Linked DNA regions of Homo sapiens: all the other regions are linked to region 1. The links are chromatin contacts, found by Hi-C or POLR2A ChIA-PET in ENCODE. All regions are on one chromosome and are shown on one strand. The core of a region is the stretch at or near the end of the contact, and the rest is flanking DNA. Distances in the headings are between cores, read along the strand shown.

The links. A loop is a pair of places that touch in the nucleus more often than their neighbours do. ChIA-PET counts read pairs that join two places held with the same protein, here RNA polymerase II (POLR2A). Pooled maps may share reads with other maps.
Region 2: a loop to region 1 is called in a map of naive thymus-derived CD4-positive, alpha-beta T cell, with 2.1 times the contacts of the local background. The contact joins two enhancer-like sites. A Hi-C loop is called at or near these places in 1 of 168 maps with a recorded cell type or tissue (naive thymus-derived CD4-positive, alpha-beta T cell), 1 of 37 single-sample maps with no recorded cell type and 7 of 50 pooled maps.
Region 3: a map with no recorded cell type shows a loop between it and region 1 (2.8-fold over the local background). The contact joins two enhancer-like sites. A Hi-C loop is called at or near these places in 3 of 37 single-sample maps with no recorded cell type and 2 of 50 pooled maps. POLR2A ChIA-PET finds 5 or more read pairs at or near these places in 1 of 52 experiments (GM12878).

Annotation. Positions count from the first base shown.
Region 1 is chr3:72,345,515-72,350,392 of GRCh38, reverse strand. No RefSeq gene overlaps it. Among named protein-coding and RNA genes, the nearest start is that of RYBP, 99 kb to the left of the region's middle. Within about 2 kb of position 2,277, at least 10 of the 41 ENCODE cell types and tissues checked have a DNase peak (open chromatin) inside an H3K27ac peak, as active enhancers do.
Region 2 is chr3:72,754,865-72,759,742 of GRCh38, reverse strand. The region is part of intron 10 of SHQ1 (SHQ1, H/ACA ribonucleoprotein assembly factor); the gene reads left to right. Among named protein-coding and RNA genes, the nearest start is that of SHQ1, 91 kb to the left of the region's middle. Within about 2 kb of position 2,627, at least 3 of the 41 ENCODE cell types and tissues checked have a DNase peak (open chromatin) inside an H3K27ac peak, as active enhancers do.
Region 3 is chr3:72,075,710-72,080,587 of GRCh38, reverse strand. The region is part of intron 2 of LINC00877 (long intergenic non-protein coding RNA 877); the gene reads left to right. Among named protein-coding and RNA genes, the nearest start is that of LINC00877, 22 kb to the left of the region's middle. RefSeq lists enhancers at 1,930-1,979, 2,100-2,229, 2,300-2,389. Within about 2 kb of position 2,092, at least 3 of the 41 ENCODE cell types and tissues checked have a DNase peak (open chromatin) inside an H3K27ac peak, as active enhancers do.

The sequences.
Region 1 (4,878 bases), core at 1,028-3,527:
GTCAATTGGCATGAAAATCCCACCTCATAGTAAATTTCCGATGGAAACGAAGCGTGAGAGTTCAGTGTTTTCCCACTTAATGGAATTGTGACTTTTCTTCTAGCCACGGTTCTTTGTCCTGAGTAAAGTTGTAGCAAAGGCTGTCACTGTTCGCACTTCTTTGTTTTATTTTTACTTGTGTGAAGAGCAATCAAAATAAATAAATCGGCTGTGTGATTTCAAGTAACTAAAACAGAAGCCAAAAATTGAGGGAGAAAAAAACCCCAACAAACCAAAACAAAACCAATCAAAATTTGCTTCTTCAGTGGCCCAAATGCCTCTTCTGAGTTTAGGCACCCGGGGGTTTGTCTGCTCCGGAGAACAGACACACCAATTGCATGGTGTTCCCAAGGCTTAGAGGAGCAGACTGAACAGTCAAATGCATTTTTGCTCTTCCAGCAATTTCAAAAACAAATAATTATAAACCTAACATTTTTTGAACTATTTATCATGTGCCAGGTGCTATAAATGTGTGTTTTACATGCATTCTGTCCATTAGTTCCTCCAAAAGCTAAGGATTAGTATCATTCCCTTTTACAGGTGAAGAAACTAAGGCTGAAAGAGGGCAATTAACTTGCTTATGGCCACGCAGCTGGTAAAGATCCCGGGAGACTCAGGATGCAGGGTAGGGCAGATTGCTCCAGAAAAGATGCTGAAATTCCTTCTGGAGACTCTGCTGGGTGGGGGTTGAAATATGGTGGTTGAGCCCTTCTGTGTTCCTAGGGCATCTTGGGAAGAATATAGAGTGGCCACGGCTCAGAGGACCCACTTCCTGACAGACTGTTTACTTCCAAGAGTAGTGGCCTCCCTCAATGGAAGAACCCCTAGACTTTCAAAGTGTGTTAGTCAGATTTTGCACTGTGATATGCTGCATGACAAGCACCCCCACAAAATCTCAGGGGCTCACAACCAACACTCTTTCTTTGTCTTGCTCTTGGGTCTGTGGGTCATCTGGGGGTAGATCTGCTCTAGGCTTTGGGTTAGGATCAGGAATGTTCCATGTGCTTCATTCTGGAATCAGAGGTTTCACAGAGGATGTCTTATGGGGAATGGCAGAAGTACAAAAGACCCAGCCAAACCAGCAAGCACATTTAAAACCTCTGCTCACCTCACATTCACTTACATTCTGTTGGCCAAAAGAAGCCAAGCATTCCATCACTGTACAAAGCAGATGCACAACCCACTTCCTCTGCAGTCCCATCTCCACACAATGGCAGCTTACTGCAAGACCACCTTGCCTTAAAAACTTTTGCCTCTTCTTTCCATGAGAATGAGGTTGGAAATTTTCCCAAAACAAAACAAAACAAAAAAAAGAAAAAAAGAAAAAAACTTTACTAAAGACTAAAGGGAGAAACACAGAGAGGCTGTAGGGGATGTCCACCAGTTCTGCTTGTGAAGCCTCCATTCAGCTGGTAATTCCCAATCTCCTCTTAGAGAATCACCTCTCCTCATTCTCGGTCCCTGTGATTTGAGGGTGAGAGGTTACTGCCCTGGCCTGCCAACGTCAGGGGTGGACACCTGATCCATTCCTGGCCAATGGAAATACTGCTGCAAATCCTTGTCCATATGACTGTCTCTGGGCTGGTCATCTCACCCAAACTGGGCCAGTGACTTATACTAGGGCTATTAGAACAGGGATTCACATTTCTGGTGAGTCTGTGAAGCTTCTAGTATATAAGCTGGGAGCCTCTGGTAGCCATATTTGGTACCTCTCATACCATAAAGTGAAGCTCACACAGAGGCAAACAGGGCCAAAGGATGAGGCAACATTGAGAGAACATTGAGCATCTGGATCCAGCTGTGCCTGAAAGCCCTAAACTACAACAAATTTCTTTTTGGGGTAGGGGTTGGGGATAAGCCAGTTTGAATTGGATATTTGTCCCTTGCAACCAAACAACACCTTACTAATTCAGAAATAGAGGCAAAGGTAAGTAAGATGGTTGAGATCAGACTTGGGTTCAAATCCTGGCCCTGCCACTTAGAGCTGTGTGCCCTTGAGGAGTCTTGATCTCCGCATCTGTCAAATGGGAATAGTCATGCTGCCTTTGAGGTGGTTGTGAGGGTAAACCATATAAAACGGGTTGTCTGGGTCTGGTGAATGGCTGATGCGTATGCTAACTCGAGGATTCAGAAGCAGGCTTCCTGTCTGCCCTGGGCGAAAGTCCAGCCTCACAGTTTCTTTGCCCACAGATCCCACAAGTCACGCGACCTCCCCTTCCTGTTGCTCACAGGAGGCCGGGGTTGGCACGGGCTCCGAGCTCTGGCAGGCTGCGCCTTCTCTCCCAGAACGTCCCTCTCGCCAGCTCTCGCCTTCTCTCCAGGCCACCTCTGGGCCCAGCAGCTCTGTACCTTGGAATGCGGCTGTGCTCGCCCTGCAGACCGGCCCCGCCCTGCCCCTGGCGGAGGAGCTTTTCCCCTTCACAGAACTGCAGGCCCTTAGTGGCAGGAGACCGGGGGCCCTAGAGACTCCTTCAGCTTTCTTGGAGGGAAATCTCAGGTTCCCAGGGCACAGAGCAGCAAGTGGCACGCCCAGAATTCAAACCCTGGCCTTTGCCTCCATGCTGCTTCTGCCCTCAACTCCCTCCCTGGGAGCACTGCCCCACGTGGGGGTCACAATCAGGGGACATACCAACCAAGGAAATTTTTTTTTTTTTGGAGACAGGGTCTTGCTCTGTTGCCAGGCTGGAGTGCAGTGGCATGAACATGGCTCACTGCAGCCTTGACCTCCTAGGTTCAAGTGACCCTCCCACCTTGACCTCCCAAAGTGCTGGGATTACAGGCATGAGCCATCATGACTGGCCCCAAGGAATATTTTTAATCTTCATAGCTATAGACAAGTCAGCAGCTATTCCCAGCCCCTTCTGCACGAGAATGCAAGCTCCACAAGGACGGGGTTTTTTTGTCTGCTTCATCCCTACTGTGTTTCCAGAGCCTTAAATACTGCCCCATTCACAGTCAGTGCTTCATAAATGTTTCGTTGACAGAATAAGAGGATGGAGTGAATGAATGCATGCGGTGCTGCTTCTCCCTCTGATAAGTGACATAAAGTTCTATTTGTAAATATTTTATATGGCTTTTTTTTTTGACATAGAGTCTCGCTCTGTTGCTCAGGCTGGAGTGTAGTGGCGCGACCTTGGCTCACTGCAACCTCAGCCTCCTGGGTTCAAGTGATTCTCGTGCCTCAGCCTCCTGAGTAGCAGGGATTACACTCAACAAATATTCATAGCCCCCACACCAGGCTAATTTTTTTAATTTTAGTAGAGGCTGCGTTTCACTATGTTGGCCAGGCTGGTCTCAAACTCCTGGCCTCAAGTGATCCGCTCATCTCGGCCTCCTAAAATGCTGGGATTACAGACATGAACCATGGCTCCCAGCCTGTAAATACATTTGAGTAAGAAAAAGTTAAGTCAGTTAGAAGGCAAATGCTAAGGGAAGAGCAGCAGGGTGGTGAGTGGAAGTAGAAACAGCAGTCAGGTGGGGCCGGGATGCTGGGATTTAGGCAATGTCGGGTGACTCAGCTCTGCTGTTCCTTCCAGCAGAAAATTCTGTGGTTCTCAGAAGCATGCTCTTCATGGGCTGAAGCAAGAGGTGAGTTCGCTCTTCCCCTGTGTATTCGTTTCCTGTAGCTGTCATAACAAATTAACTACAAACTGGTGGCTTACAACAACAGAAAAGTATTCTTTTACAGTTCTGGAGGCCGGAAGTCTGACCAAGTTGTCAGCAGGGCCACGCTCCCTTCGAAGGCGCTGGGGGAGAATGCTTCCCAGCCTCTTCCAGATTCTGGCTCCAGGCTTTCCATGGCTGTGGCCCCATCACTCCAATATATCTGCCTCTGTTTTCACATGGCCTTCTCCTCTGTGTTGGTATCTTCACCTCTTCCCTTTCTTAAAAGGATGCTTGTCATTGGATTTAAGACCCACACAGGTAATCTAAGATGATCTCATCTTGAGATCCTTAATTTAATTACATCTGCAAATACCTTTTTTCAAATGTAATCAGGTCACATTCACAGGCTTCAGGGGTTAGGACTTACACATGTCTTTTTGGTGGCCACCGTTCAACCCACTATACCTGGATCTGGTCCCTATTCGGCACCAATCCCTGTTCTGCAGTGCTGCCCTCTCCAGGGAAGCCTCGCTATGTCCTGAGGCCCCTTGGGGGATGAGGACTGGGGGCATCTTTGACGGGGCCCGGGTGTGGAGCAGCAAGAGTCTTTCTGGGGAAGCGGCTTGCTCCCAGGCAGCCATTGTGGGGGCCTGTTTGCTCTGGTCATCCATTTCTGAAGAAGGAGGAAAGGGGCTGAACTGGGAGGATTTGGTCCTCAGGGAATTTGTTGAGGGCGGAGGCCTGCTTATCCACCTCTTTGGAGTTATCTAGTTCCTCCGTAGACTTTGATGAATATTGCTTTCTGAATGCAGTGCGGGGAAGAAAGAGAGGAGAGGAGGGTCTGCATCAGGCATGTGACTTGGGAGTCCCATAGCCTGGATGCCAGTGCTGCATTCACTTGGCAGATATTCATAGATCACCTACTATGTGATAGAGCAGCAGGAACACAGCGCCAGGAGCTTGCAGCCCAGAGAGATTAGACAGATAAAACAATGACAAAAACTGTGATCACTGCTAGAAAGGAAATAGACTGGGTGTGGGGATGGAGAGTGTCAGGCAAAGCCTCTCAGAGGAAGTGGTATTTGAGCTGAGACCTAGAGCTGGAGGAAAAGCATTCCAGACAGAGGGAGCAGCATGCACAAAGGCCCTGAGGTTAGAAAGAGCCCAGCTCATAAATGGAAAAATGTCCAGTGCTGGAATGTACTCAGTGGGGGTGAGAGTGGGAGAGGTACT
Region 2 (4,878 bases), core at 1,378-3,877, 410 kb before region 1:
TTTGTAGTTTTGTTTCAAGGTGAAGTATTTGGTTTTTGTTGTTGTTTTTTTGACACAAGAGTCTCCCTCTGTTGCTGAGGCTGGAGTGTAGTGCTGCAGTCTCTGCTCACTACAACCTCCGCCTCCCAGGTACAAGTGATTCTCCTGCCTCAGCCTCCTGAGTAGCTGGGATTACAGGCACCTGCTACCACACCCGGCTAATTTTTATATTTTTAGTAGAGACAGGATTTCCCCATGTTGGCCAGGCTGGTCTCGAACTCCTGACCTCAAGTGATCCGCCCACCTTGGCCTCCCAAAGTGCTGGGATTACAGGTGTGAGCTGCTGCCTCCAGCCTCAAGGTGAAGTTTTAACCTTATCATCATTATTTACTATTAAATTTTGGTCTCCATTTTAAGTTGATTTACTTTTTTCTGGTCTATTATCCTCTATTAATGAGCATCTCCACTATTGATTTCAGCTCTACAGGGTGTACTGTGTTATAGTGATGCCCTGTGATGTCCCTCCAAACTTCATGTCCTTGCAGAACCTCACAATGTGACCTTATTTAGAAATAGAGTCATTGCATATGTAATTAGTTAAGATGAGGTCATGCTAGAGTAGGGTGGGCCTTTAATCCACCATAACTGGTAACCTCATAAGAAAAGAAGAGACACTAAGACACAAACAGAGTGAAGATGGCCATGTGAAGTCACAAACACATAGGGAGAACACCCTGAACAACAGAGGCAGAGCTTGGAGTGATGCATTTACAAGCCAAGGAACTCCAAGGATTGCCAGCAACACCAAAAGCTAAGAGAAGGGCATGGAAGGGATTCTGCCCTGAGAAGGAGCCAAACCTGCTGACTCCTTAATTCTGGACTATTAATAGTAGCCTTGGCCAGGTGCGGTGGCTCACGCCTGTAATCCCAGCTCTTTGGAAGGCCAAGGCAGGCAGATCATGAGGTCAGGAGTTTGAGACCAGCCTGGCCAACATGGTGAAACCCTGTCTCTACCAAAATACAAAAATTAGCCGGGCGTGGTGGTGAGTGCCTGTAATCCCAGCTACTCAGGAGGCTGAGGCAGGAGAACTGCTTGAACCCAGGAGGTGGAGGTTGCAGTGAGCCGAGATCGTGCCATTGCATTCCAGCTTGGGCAATAGAATGAGACTCCATCTCGGAAAAAAAAAAAAAAAAAAGAAAAAATAGTAGCCTCAGGAGCTGTGAAAAATAAATTTATATATTTTGTTTTCTGCTACCAGTTTTTGGTGGTTTGTTATGGCAGCCTTAGGAAACTAATACAGGGAGTTTTCAGAAAATGATTCTGCTGATCCATGGACTAGATGATGTTTCTCAGAGCCTATGCCCACGAAATGGCATAAAAACCAGTTGAAATTTGTATGAGAAGTTGTGTTATTGGCCCAAACTAGATATGGTTTAAATAACTCTTTAGCTTGCAGCCTTCCTTGTGTTAAGTTAGTCGTTTCTTGTTCTTAGAGATTGAATGTTTTTGTTAATGGCTGCGCTGGAAGTGCTTCTCACTGTTATAGAATAAGAAGAGACAGCTTCAGGTTCCTCTGTGCATCCATTGGTATTTGTTTTTCTTGGCGGCTCTCAGATTCAAGATAGGAATTTCACCAGCAACTTCTACTTAAAGCCAGTGCATTACCTTTAGATCAGGCTACATACATGTGTTTTGGGCCAAGGAACCTAAAGTATGGAACTGGTTCTTTTCAATAGAGAGGAATTATGATATGTCATTATCATAAAAGCCCTTTTAAAAAAATTTAACTTTTAAGTTCAGGGACACGTGCAGGTTTGTTATATAGGTAAACTTGTGTCATGGGAGTTTGATGTACAGATTATTTTCACCACCCAGGTATTAAGCCTAGTACTTATTAGTTGTTTTTCCTGATCATCTCCCTCTACCTATCCTCCACCCTCTGATAGGCCCTGGTGTGTGTTGTTCCCCTCTATGTGTCCATGTGTTCTTATCATTTAGCTCCCACTTACAAGTGACAACATGCGGTAATTGGTTTTCTGTTCCTGCATTAGTTTGCTAAGGAAAATGGCCTCCAGCTCCATCCATGTTGCTACAAAGGACATGATCCTGTTCCTTTTATGGCTGCATGGTATTCCATGGTGTATATGTACCACATTTTCTTTATCCAGTCTACCATTGATGTGCAGTAAATGCCCTTCAGAAAGTTGAAGCCGGGCTCAGTGGCACGTACCCGTAGTTCCACCTACTTGGGAAGCTGAGGCAGGAGGGCTGCTGAGGCCAGTAGTTCAACATTGTATTGTGGTATTACTGCTCCTTTGACTACTGGTCTCCAGCCTGGGCAATGCAGTGAGACCCCATCTTTCAAAAAAAAAAAAAAAAAAGGAAAGAGAAGAAATTTGATCTACTGTTTGGTCCCAGATAGAACCTGAGATTGTGTGTTTTGTATGCTATGAAATTAAAAGGCCGAGTTAGCCAGTAAGCATCCAGTTTGAACTGTCTGGAATTGCCTCACTGGAGTCTTGTCCTCTGTGATCAATTGTGGGCTCTAGTCTCAGTATGTCATGCCTGGCAGGCTTCTAGGTTTGGGCAGAGGAAATGAAACCTAGTCGGTTACTCTGAGATTTATAGTAGACCTGCTATTGCAGGAAGTGGTGAAAAGTTGATTGATAGTTTGAGACAAAACTCTACAGCAAAAAAACAGGATGTATGCTTTCCATTTATACCCAGTTCCCCCTGCCCCTACATTTCAGGCTCCTTTTGCATTTTGTTTTGGTTGCTTCATAAGGCTGCGGAGGCTTTCCCCCTCCTACAGTCACCAAATGTAAAATAATTGAGGAAATTTTGTATCAGCTTAGCCATAGTAAAGGCAAGTACTTTCTGCTGTTGCAATTACTCTTTCGTGGTAGTTACATGTAGCATAACTTGTCTGCAGTCTTTAAAGAGAAATTCTCCAAATAGGATATTATTTCACATATGCAGAAAGAATGAAAGGTCTTTTTTAAGTTACATTGTAGGATTACATTTCCAGTAACTTTCTAAGAAAAATCTATTTTGAGTGTGGTTTTATTAAAATATGACAGCAGTGGTATCCAATTGTCTCTTTTAAATGCAGCGTCTCTTCATTCTATAATAAATATATTCTTAACAGGTAGGTGATCCTCACTTAGATATAAAACATGTAACTAGCCAGGCATGGTGGCTTACTCCTGTAATCCCCAGCACTTTGAGAGACCAAGGTGGGTGGATCACTGTGAGGTCAGGAGTTTGAGACCAGCCTGGCCAACATGGCAAAACCCCATCTCTACTAAAAATAACAAAAATTAGCCGGGCGTGGTGGCGCATGCCTGTAATCCCAGCTACTCGGGAGGCTGATGCAGGAGAATCACTTGAACCAGGGAGGTGGAGGTTGCAGTGAGCTGAGATCGCTCCACTGCACTCCACACTCCAGACTGGAAGGCAGAGTGAGAGTCTGTCTCAAGAAAAACCTAACCAGACAAACAAAAAACATATACTATAACTAGTAACTCAGCCTATGTGTTTGTTGAGAGTATCAAAATGTACCATGCCCAGGGCTGCCGCTCATGCCTGTAATCACAGAACTCTGGGAAAGCCAAGGTGGGAGGATCACTTGAGCCCAGGAGTTGGAGACCAGCCTGGGCAACATAGGGAGAACCTGTCTTTACAAAAAATATAAAAATTAGCTGGGTGTGGTGGCATGTGCCTGTAGTCCCAGCTACTCAGGAGGCTGAGGTGGGAGGATCACTTTTGCCCAGGAGGTCAAAGCTACAGGGAGCGCTGATTGCACCACTGCACTCCAGAGCCCAGGCAATAAAGCGAGAACCTGTCTCTAAATAAAGAAATAAATAGTACCTGATGTTTGTAAGAGTGGTTATCTAATAATGCCATTTGACCAAGCTTTTGGACATGAACTAGCCTAGTCAGTTTTGAGTACGACAGAGAAAAACTACTACCTACCTTAAGTGAGCTGCTTTCTGAAAAGGTAAGTCTGTTACAAAAGTAGATTGTGTAATTGACAAGGAGTGGCAGATTAGAACCAACTCTAATTGTACTAGTGGTTGAAAAAAACAAAACAGCTACTCTTTCATGGCTTAATTTTTTTTCCCTACAGGAATAATTTCCCTTTTTGTGAACAGTGATTGCTAGGTTATCTGTGCTAAGTAATTGAATAAAAACAAACCCAACTTTAATTCCTCAGACTACTGGGGCACATTCTACACCAATGCTATTTTGAAATTTTAATCAGTTTTTATCCTAGCATTCTTTAAGAATGGGAGAGAGTTCAGAATGTTTCTTTTATTAAAGTTTCTTTCAGAACTTTAGTATTAATTTAGGAAGCTAGCCAGCTTGAGGTATTAAAGGTGGGATAATAAAATAGAAATGAAGCTTGGCAAAGGATCAAAAATCAATTTATCTGTCTATCTATCTATCATCCATCCATCTATCCATCCATCCATCCATCCATCCATCTATCCATCTATCCATCCATCCATCCATCCATCAACTTATTGTATAACCTGGTAATTTTAAACATAATATAATGCCGAAAGTGAAAAACTTTTTCCTGAAGGATAAAAGTTCGCATCAGCTGGTTACAGGCAGGAGTTCCTGTTTGGGCCCCTGGACTCAGCTTCACCACTTTTCTGCCTGTTACACTTGTTACTTTCAGTCCCCCTGTGTGTGGGGTATGCTTTCTGAGAAGAGCCAGGATTCTAGGGGAGGAGCTTTGGAATTCCACATTTCTACTGTTATAAAAGACAGGACACAATATCTGTATAGTAGACAATAACAAAGATCCAAATAATATCAACTTGAGAATTGGCATGTTTAATATATTCAGCAATATTCACAAAAATGATTCAAATTTTACCCTTGTTTTC
Region 3 (4,878 bases), core at 843-3,342, 270 kb after region 1:
GGACGGCCCTAAGATGTGATGATGTGAGTGAAGGATGCAGTTCACCCAACCCCATAAATGAATGGAGTCCTCTTGTAAGAGGGAATCAGCCCCAACCTACAGAGAAAAGAGAAGCTAAGTCTATGCAGGGGAGGGAGAAAGGGGGAAAGGAAGGAAGAAGAGATGGGGAGGGAGGAAGGGACAGTGGAAAAGAGGAAGGCAAGGGGAGGGAAAAGAGATCCTTGTCATTCGATTCACTAGCATCCCAAGGCTAATACCACATTCAAATTTTCACTCGCATGAGTCAAAAAAACTTCCCCATTTTACTTAAGCTTTGAGTTGGTTTCTGGCACTTTTAACTGAAAAGGTCTGAATAATAAAGTTCATCAATCCACTTGTAACCTAACTTCTAGAATTCAGGTTGTGCTGGGAAATTGCTAATTCAAAACTCAAGTGCCTACATCAGCGTGGGAAGGAGTCCTTTGGAGCTGTCTGAAATTTCAGGGCATTGTCCCCATTGGAAGCTTTGAACATTACACTTAGAAATGCTAATGAGAAAGAGAGAAAAGAGGGAGAGAGAGAAGGTTTAACCAATTTTCAAAAGCCAAAGTCAGTCTTTTTAGGAGAGAAAGGGGAAGAAAAAGGGATGGAAGACACTGGGAGTGTTTTTAGTGGCTGAGACAATGGAGGGTCTTCCTTACCAGGTAGTGAGGAATTTTTCCTACAAAAAAGACACGAGTGGCTTTTGTATTTGTAGACAGGACTAACCCTCCTGGGGGTGAGCTGATCAAGGTGAAATTATATAACCTATACAGTTAACTAAAGTGAATTCATCTCCATGCCCTCAGCAAGAAGAGTGAAAAAGAGGGCTGACATGGTGTTGGTTCTGCCCATCCTCACCTGCAAGGGGCATGTGAGAGCTGAAGTAATCAGATTTACTTCCTACCTCTCACGGTGCAAGCACCTCACTGTGCTAGTGGGCATTTGAAGGGATTTTCCAAATGCACCTTTAACTGTACACAATTTTCATCTTTGTAGAAATTTAGAACCCGACTCCCTAAATAACATGAGACATCACCATCACAGGCCTCATATTACAAGCCTGTACAGAGGGTGTGTGTGTGTGTATGTGTGTGTATGTGTATGTGTGTGCATATGTGTGTGTCTCAGAATATATCTGATGGTTATTTGAAGCTCAGTATTAATAAGCTATATAATAACTGGGTTCTATAGTATTTGAAATCAAAATCACTTTTAGATTCCTCTAGGCTCTTGTAAATGATAAGTACATCAAAATGCCTTGTGATGGCCTTCTGGGAAAAAATCCTCTCAGCCCAATTTACCAGGCAACTTTTATCCCATTGAATAAACTCGAGGCTCTAAGGCAGTGACTCTGCCATCAACAACATATATGAAAGCCTGCACTTTGTGGTTGGTCTGTTTTGTGTGAGGTGGGCACTTGCTGTTCTACTTGCCCAGTGGCACTTTTTAATTGGAATGATTTTTATTTGGTCTGATTTCCTGAAATAGAATACATCGCCTGCTTTAGAAACCCCAGATAGTCTATCAGCACAGACAGCAAATTGTCCTGGGGTTCTTGGCTTAGCTGTTTGTGGGGAGAAAGACTGCTGGGCAGGGTTTTGGCAGGGGGCAGTTGTAGCATATTCAAATCAGATATTGAAACAGTTTGTGTGTGTTTAGGAAGTAACCACAAATTTGACATGCCACCTCCACCCCAAACCCCAAACTGGTTCCATTCCAACAGGCAGTAGTCTCAAAGACTCTCTTAAATGGTTCATTTCTTCCTATTTACAACTCCCACAGTGAGCTGTTTTTTTAAGGGGAAATCAGTTTCTATGAACATCTAGGGCCCTGAGTGGGTCTTTGCTCTTTATTTGTCCTGCTTTGTTTAAACCAAAGAATACCTCAAGCCAGTAACCAGGCGAGCAGGGGCCTGTGACAGGCATGGTCACCTGAAATCCATTTATGCACAGGGATTGAAGGAGCAATCATATTCTAAATAAGGCTAATGAAGCTTTTTGTGAAAGCGCCAAAACCCACACACAAACGTCACCCTTGGCGTGTTCTCATTTCCACGGAGCAAAAGCAAAGGGGAGAAGGCTTACTGGGAAGCTGCCGCTGGCACATAGAATTAAGCAAAGGCTGTCCCATAGGTGTGCACAGCGGGCTTCTTTTCAGAGGGAGGATGAGGAGGAGGCAATGTGGTTCTTGCATACTAAGGGACTCAGTGTACTGCTCTAGGTGTGATTTTTCTTTTCTGTCACAATTGAGCCCAGTTTGAATTTCTCCCCTTACTTTCTTTTGGTTCACTCTTTTCCTTCATGGTAATCTTGCTGCTTAATGACCCTGGCCCCAGGCTTCCAAGGTAACTTGCCAAGAAGTTCAAGTTTACTTCTGAAGTCCATGGCTCTCACTTCCTCTTCCTTCGTCCCTCACCGCTTCTCACTTTTCTCCTCACACCTCCCGCACAACATCTGAAATATTCACTACCTCCAAGCGGCCCCGCTTTTGCAACCCACCCAAGCCTGTCATTTGTTTAAACGCTACTACTTATTTGGGTTTTGGCTCTGGGCCAGTCATCAGCAAACATTTTCTGAAAAGGGTTAGATAGTAAATAGTCTCAGCTTTTGAGCCACACTGTCTCTGTTGCAACCCTTCACTCTGTTATATCATGTAAATAGCCATCAACAATATGTAAATGAACAGGTAGGTGTGTCTGTGTTGCAATAAAACTTCATTTACAAAAAGAGGCAATAGGTTTGATTTGGCCTGATGGTCAAATGGAGTGAGTCCATGTGACATATGCAGGAAACTCACAAGGCTTTTAAGAATGGTATGTGCCCCAAAACACTGCCAGCTTGACCTGAAAGGGACAGAGAGAACAAAATGAAAGAAGGTTGTCAGATCACCAAAATTCTACAGACAGGAAACAGGTGGGTGAAACTACAGCTGCAAACAAGTATTACCCTTTATGAAGAAGGAAAGATGACTGTGAGAGCAGACCTTATAGGCTCTGAAGGCAGAGCTGAGAGCCATGCCTTGAAACCTAATGGAGTTTTTCTGGTTGGATTTAGAAAACATTTGGGACCAGGGACTCTTTTTTTTCTTTCCTTCTTCTCTCGTTTTGAATGGGAGTGCTGTTACCCTGGTGGAGTGTGTTTCATTTTGTATTTTGGGAGCAGATAATTTCTTTGCTAGCTTCATAGGTCCACAGATAGAGAGAAATTGTGCCACACACTGGACTATACCCAGAGCTTCACCCATGCCTATATTCGATGATTTATGTGATGAGAAATGAAACTTTTGACCTGATAAGACTTAGATGAGATTTTGGATTCAGGTTGATTGCTGTAATGGGTTGGGAGTTTTTAAGAATGGGTCAATGCAGTTGAGATAGACATAAAACTTTGGGAACAGACAGCATATTTTTGCAGGTTGAACAATGGCCTCCAGGCCAGCACGGTGGCTCACACCTGTAATCCCAACACTTTGGTAGGCTGAGGAAAGAGGATCACTCGAGCCCAGGAGTTCAAGACCAGCCTGGGCAATATAGTGAGATACTGTCTCTTTTTAAATTAAATAATAATAATAATAATGGCCCTCCAAAGATGTCCATATCCTAATCCCTGGAACCTGTGAATATATTACTTTCCACTGTAAAAGGAATTCTGCAGATGTGATTATGTTGAGGGTCTTGAGATGGGGAGGTTATCCTGGTGGGCCCAATGTAATCAGAAGAGTCCTTGTGAGAGATCAGCAGAAGCATCAGAATCAGAGAGAGAAGATGTAAGGATGGAAGCTGAGGTCAGAGAAAAGAGAAGATGCCACACTTCTGGCCTTGAAGCTGGAAGAAGGGACCACAAGCCAAGGAATGCCGGCAGTCTCTAGAAGTTGGACAAAGCAAGGAAGCAGATTTTCCCCTAGAGCCTCCAAAAGGAAGATAGGCTGACACCTTGATTTTAGCCCAGTATTTTTATTCCAGAACTATAGGATAATAAATTCACATTGTTTTAAGCCCACTGTGTTTGTCGTCTGCTGTGGGAAGTCAGGGACCCCAAATGGAGGGACCGGCTGAAGCTGTGGCAGAAGAACATAAATTGTGAAGATTTCACAGACATTTATCACTTCCCCAATCAATACTCTTATAATTTCCTATGCCTGTCTTTACTTTAATCTCTTAATCCCATCATCTTCGTAAACTGAAGATATATGTCACCTCAGGACCCTGTGATAATTGCATTAACTGCACAAATTGTTTGTAAAACATGTGTGTTTGAACAATATGAAATCTGGGCATCCTAAAAAAGAACAGGATAACAGTGATTTTCAGGGAACAAGGGAGATAACCATAAGATCTGACTGCCTGTGGGGCCAGGCAGAACAGAGTCATATTTCTCTTCTTGCAGAAGGCGAATAGGAGAAATATCGCGGAATTCTTTTCCCAGCAAGGAATAAACCTGGGAAAGGAATGTATTCCCAGGGGAAGGTCTGTAAAATGGCCGCTCTGGGAGTGTCTGTCTTATGCGGTTGAAGATAAGGGATGAAATACGCCCTGGTCTCCTGCAGTGCCCTCAGGCTTGCTAGGATTAGGAAATTCCAGCCTGGCAAATTCTAGTCAGACAAGTTGTCTGCTCTCTAACCTTGTTTCCTGTTAACATGTTTATCAATGACAATGTGTGCCCAGCAGGACATGGAACCTCATCAGTAATTCTGATTTCGCCCTGGCCTTGTGATCTTGCTCTGCCACTTGTCTTGTGATCTTTTATTGCCCTAGGAAGCATGTGATCTCTGTGACCCACTCCCTATTCGTACCCCCTCCCCTTTTGAAGTCCTTAATAAAAACTTGCAGTTTTGTGGCTCAAGGGGCATCATGGAACC